2 separate regions of the Homo sapiens genome follow, and region 1 is linked to region 2. Evidence: read pairs that join two places in POLR2A ChIA-PET (ENCODE). Cell type or tissue: IMR-90. All regions are shown on one strand. Links, peaks and the distances in the headings refer to the core of each region. The heading gives the core; the rest is flanking DNA.

Region 1 (2,810 bases), core at 197-2,696, 62 kb after region 2:
AGATGGTTTTGCATTGTGGTTTTGGTTTACATTTCCCTGATCATTTGTGATGTTGAGCATTTTTTTTCATATGTTTGTTAGACATTTGTATAGCTTCTTTTGAGAATTGTCTGTTCATGTCCTTAGCCCACTTTTTGATGGGACTGTTTGTTTTTTTCTTGCTAATTTGTTTGAGTTCGTTGTAGATTTTGGATCTTAGTCCTTTGTCAGATGTATAGATTGTGAAGATTTTCTCCCACTCTGTGCATTGTCTGTTTACTCTGCTGATTGTTTCTTTTGCTGTGCTGAAACTTTTTAGTTTAATTAAGTACAAATTGAATAAATTTTGTGGGTCACAGTAGAAAAAACAGAAATGGATTGGAAATGTAACAACACATATGTGATCTTAGTTGAACCAAGTTCACCTCCAGGCTCTTAGTTAGGTCTCCACAGCCAAAGTGATTGAGATTTATTTTCCCATTTTTCCCTGTCTACTCTCTCCCTTCCTCATGTCAGATTCAAAATAAACAGGGATATTTTACATGGAGAGCGATGAACTGCAGTGTGGTAAAAGTCTTCTCATATAAACAAAGTATTCTGTGGATAGAAATGTTATATGATCTAATCATGAAAGTTGGGGGAGTTTGAAAAATTATGCCAGATACTCAACAATTAGGAACTTAAGTTACTCAAACATACTTCCTAACATCCTTTATGGGAATGGAAAGCATGAGATAAGTAATTGGCTAGGATAAATGATTACGTGCTCAATTGATTCTTCAAGAGCGTGTGAGAAAAGTAAAATTCCTAGACCTAATCTTAAGTGATGTGTAGGAAGTCATAAAGTACATATTGTGAGCAAGCCACAGTGTAATTTTTTCATCACTTCAAGCATATCAATATGCTGTTAGAAAAAACCCCAAAGTCATGTGTCATACATGTATTGAACAAGAAGGGAAGCAGTAACCTAGGAATACAAGCACTGAAACACATTGGAAGCTCTAGATAAATGTGCCTTGAGAGTTTAAAACCCCAATCACTCATAAAAACCTGAAGCTAAAGTAGGAATAGAAAGAGAGAGAGAAAGAAAGAGAAAGAGAGAGAGAGAGAGAGAAGAAGAAGGAAAAGGAAGAGGAGGAGAGGAGGAGGAAGAAGAAAAGAAGAAGGAGAAGGAGAAGAAGGAAAGGGAAGAAAGGAAGGGAGGGAGGGAGGGAAGGAAGGAAGGAGGGAAGAAAGAGAGAAAGAAAAACCTATAAAAGGGTTTGTCCCACAAGTAGGAAGATAATGCAATAATAGCTGAGAAGTCCACAGAGCATGGCAAACCTTAAATTATCTCTGTCAATTTGAAGTAGACTTTCCCAGAAGTTTTAACATGACTAACAGGAGACTGTTAAAATACCATCCCAACTAGTGTGGGCTGTAGAGGATTCCAGGTCAAAAGATTCTCTAGACCTCTAGCATTGAATTCTAAACTTCTGGAGCTGAAAGAATCTTAGAAACATCTAAAGCAACTCCCTAATGTTAAGGTAGTAAGAATAAAAAATTACCTCAAAGGCCAAGAGCGCTTAAATGACTGGCCCAAAGTCTTATACCTTCTCAGCAAACTAATTCAGTAACAGTTTTATGAAAATGAAAGGTAGAAACGGAGAACTGCTGTTCTGAATGGTTGTTTGACAGCTTAGTGAGAGAAAAACGTTTTCAAATTATTTTTGCTGTTTCTCACTGGGTCTGCTGTTGCTCACTGGGAACAATGTAATCATACTTAAGGGAATCTGCTTTAAGGAGCATTAGTGTCACATAATGTCAATTTCCCCCAATTTTAGACCAGGGATACTAATGTTCTAAGAAGTCCCTAAGAAATCTGCCTGGTAGTATATTTAATAGTGTAGAGTTAAATAAATGAACACAAAACAAATATCCCAGAGAGGACTAGAAACTTCCATATTGGAAATATTGTAACTCTTTAATAACAAAAAGGGTTACAAATCATTTAGATGTATGTAACCTACTAAGACAAAAAGTTGAAAGATTCCTCTAAAGTTAAGCCATGATTTACCTGCTGCAATTAACTTAAGGGTTAAACATGCATTTATACAAAGTTTTATCTATGAATATGATATAGTCAGGCTTTCAAAAGATCTTTGACAAGGTGATAGACTAGACAAAACAGTTTAAAATATTAACATTTTTAATACTGGGTTATATTTCTCATATGGTGATCAGTTATATTTGAACAATAACTAGAAATCATTTAGAAGTATTGAAACCTACCATGGTGATGACATAGCCTCTTAATGTACATTATTGATTAATTTTTAGATGCTCCTCTCATCCTTGGGATGAAGGAGTATTGGCCAAAGTTTGATGTTAAGTATCAGGAGACCAGTGTTTTCTGTCATTCTTTTTTGATTCTGTGGGGTCCAGACATTTTTCTTTTCACTCTTTGGAGCCTAAAAATTGTACTATTTTTAGGTGCTCTGAGATTGTAGATGAAAGCATTTACCCATTTGGTAACTATATGACCATACAGCTGAGTTCTGGCATATCTTTAAAACAATTTAATCTTTTACAAACTGACATGTATTTATTTTCAGTAATCTAAAAGATTAGTTGTTCTACTCAAATTCATGAACAATAAATTTTTCTTTTTTTTTTCTAAAAAAACAAAACAAAACAGGATACATGTGCAGAACATGCAGGTTTGTTTCATAGGTATGCGTGTGTCATGGTGGTTTGCTGCACCTATTGACCTGTACTCTGAGTTCCCTCCCCTCACCCTCAACCCTGAAATTTTTCTTTTTCATCATTTCTCATCCTTCTTTTTCTCCTCC
Region 2 (2,810 bases), core at 46-2,545:
ATTGCTAATTCCATTAGAAGAGCAGATAGTAGTGGGAATCCTTGACCTCTTAAAAAGTGCCAGGCTTTCTGGGCACGGTGGCTCATGCCTGTTCCGAGCACTTTGGGAGGCCAAGGCGGGTGGATCACCTGAGGTCAGGAGTTCGAGGCCAGCCTGGCCAACATGGTGAAACCCTGTCTCTACTAAAAATACAAAAATTAGCTGGACATGTTGGCACGCGCCTGTAATCCCAGCCACTTGGGAGGCTGAGGCAGGAGAATCGCTTGAACCAGGGGTTGGGGGAGTGGGGAGGAGGTTGCAGTGAGCCAAGATCTCACCATTGTACTCCAGCTGGGCAACAAGAGCGAAACTTCGTCTCAAAAAAAAGTTCCAGGCTTTGGAGGGCTTGGGAAATTGTCCACGGAGTGTCCTCAAACTGCGAGCCCTCGTATGGTAGTACAGGCTCATCCTAACTACCCTACTTTTTTCTGGAAGCTGTCATTTTGGTCATTGTGGTAATACCATATTTAATCTGTTTCAACTCCAGCGAGATTTATAGTCTCTGATGTTGCTTTTGATTCTTCTCATGTGTTGCCTGCTTATTTGCAAACTGGTCTTCTTAATCCATGCTTAAACTCTGCATATCAATTAGTCTTTCTTTAACTATAATAATGAAACTGTCACAAACTCATGCATATTTAAACCTATTTTTTAAACTCATTTGCTTATCAGATCTATTTTAAGAGCATGGTCATATTCAGTTTTGCCTTCTGTCCCAAATCCTCACTCTCCTGTAACAGTCTCCATTTAAATGTTTACAAAGGATTTGTCCTTTTATATATTTTGCACATTATTTTGGTACTCCAGAGATAAAACCTAAAAGCAACAATACACTCTGCAAATTTGGTTTCACTTCCAAACAATATGATTGCCTCCCCCACCTCACACACACCAAAAAAGCTTTATCCCAGTCAACTTTCTTAAATATCTAGGCAAATATTATTGAACTATTAATACTTTCACTTGAAATGTATTACAAGGTATTAAATGTATTGTGTGTTACCTTATATAACACTGTAGTCTCCTTTAATTAACAGGTAGAGAGTTAACAGTAAAGTTAAATGTTGAACATCTGCAAGAAGAAGAGTTGAATTTACAGTTTTCTTTGTCATAGTGGCTTAAGAAAGATTTGAGAGAACAACGGAAGTATAATACTTTCCTTCCTCTCTTTTGTCTTTTCAGGCACTTCCACAACTTACAGAATCTTAGTTTGGCTTATTGCAGACGGTTCACAGACAAAGGCTTACAGTACCTGAACTTGGGGAATGGATGCCACAAGCTCATCTATCTGGACCTCTCTGGCTGCACCCAGGTTTGTCTTTCAGTCTTCTCTTTGCTGCGGTGTGTGAGGAAGTTCTCCAGAGAATGGGCTGCATTCAGCCCTCACGTTATACTAATGCTGTGCACGGACCGCAGCACACTTTTCAGAGGTTTTAAATTACATGGCCCCAGCTGCTGAAATTTTCCCCAGGATCGCTATTATAGGCTCTTGGCTTCCTTCCACTGGAGTGTCACACAGACAAACAGGCAGAGCTCATTGGATGAGGAAACGGACCACTTTTGTGGAGACAGTCTGAGCACAAGTCTAAAGCAGAGTCCAAGTCCTGAAAACTCTGGAGTTGCTACCAAGACACAAACAAAGAGAATGTTTTGAGGGAGAATTTTGCATGGGATTCCTGAAAAGTCAATTAACTCCCACATGGGTTTTTTTTTGGGGGGGGGGGGGTAAAATGCTATAAGTGATAAATAGGAAAAGAAAATACAACAAAAACTCATAATTTAAAAAATTGCATTACACCGTTGGGCTGAATAACATGAAGATTTGAGATCTGCGTGGGAAAATATTTTAAGTTTGAGGGAACAGGACTTGGAAAGTTGGGCAGAAAATTGGATCAAGTTGCAGAGGATAGGGCATGGCGCTTTGGATGTAGCTACTGCCTCATTGATAGTTTCTTCTGCTTTAATTTCAAAAGATTTAAGCCATAATTCTTTTAACTTATTTTCTTCTGCCTCTCTGTGTATTTTATTAATTTGGTGTCATAGTATGTTCATTATTCTATGAGAATAATAGCATAGGTGAGAACTGGCTGAAATATTGATAGTTATCATTTCTTGAGTCATTACCATATGCCAAGCATTGTGTTGAGTGCTATACACAGATCAGATTTACTTCTGATACAGTGCTGTGGTGGTATGTATTTACTATGCTTATTTACAAATGAAGAGACCAAGGCTCAGGGTGGTTGAATAAGTTGCCCAAGTTTGCACAGCTGATGAAAGCACATGGTACTAGTACAGTTTTAAGCATCTGTTGCTAGATACTGGGGCAGGCAGAGTTCCCTGGGATAGTGGGAAATACAGGGGCAGCATGGGTTTCTCCCCCAGGGTTCTTGAATGGATAGAATTCTTACCTAGTCACCTCCACTGACATCTTGTGGTATCCTGATGCCCTGGGTGGTCTGGAGGGAGTTGGGGCAAGGAGGGGAGGATTCTAAGTTAGGGCTGTAAACATCTAACATTCATATTTGTTTAAAACTGATCTGCTGATGTGTAGCTTTTTAAACATCAACATCTACCATAACTTTATGACTGAGATGGCATTGACGTTCTCCTCAGCATGACTGAATTTTAGACCAGCTTCTTACTGACTCTAGGCCCTGACTTCTTGTTTTCTTGTTTCTTAGAGCATTTGTTTTAGAAAACTTGGAATTATAAGTTCTTTCTCTGCCTACTTTGAGATGTCTTTTTAACAAAAGCTTCTTGACAGTTTT

Evidence for each region. ChIA-PET counts read pairs that join two places held together with the same protein. Peaks named below come from ENCODE experiments on the same cell type or tissue, not always from the same donor. Only the 100,000 strongest peaks of a DNase experiment are listed, where the experiment ranks them.
Region 1: POLR2A ChIA-PET joins it to region 2 with 14 read pairs; 3 of 35 experiments call an interaction of 5 or more read pairs at or near these places.

Annotation. Positions count from the first base shown.
Region 1 is chr7:102,849,837-102,852,646 of GRCh38, reverse strand. All of the region lies in intron 18 of FBXL13 (F-box and leucine rich repeat protein 13), which reads left to right. It also overlaps a transcript of FAM185A not described here. Among named protein-coding and RNA genes, the nearest start is that of LRRC17, 62 kb to the left of the region's middle. In IMR-90, for the core only: no CTCF peak of the experiment used is centred there; no DNase peak of the experiment used is centred there.
Region 2 is chr7:102,911,627-102,914,436 of GRCh38, reverse strand. It overlaps FBXL13 (F-box and leucine rich repeat protein 13), which reads left to right. Exons shown (of 21, transcript NM_001394494.2): 12 at 1,222-1,351. It overlaps LRRC17 (leucine rich repeat containing 17), which reads right to left and starts at 1,437. Exons shown (of 4, transcript NM_001031692.3): 1 at 1,292-1,437. In IMR-90, for the core only: no CTCF peak of the experiment used is centred there; a DNase peak (open chromatin) is centred at 1,526; H3K4me3 peaks cover 1,701 bases; H3K27ac peaks cover 1,164 bases.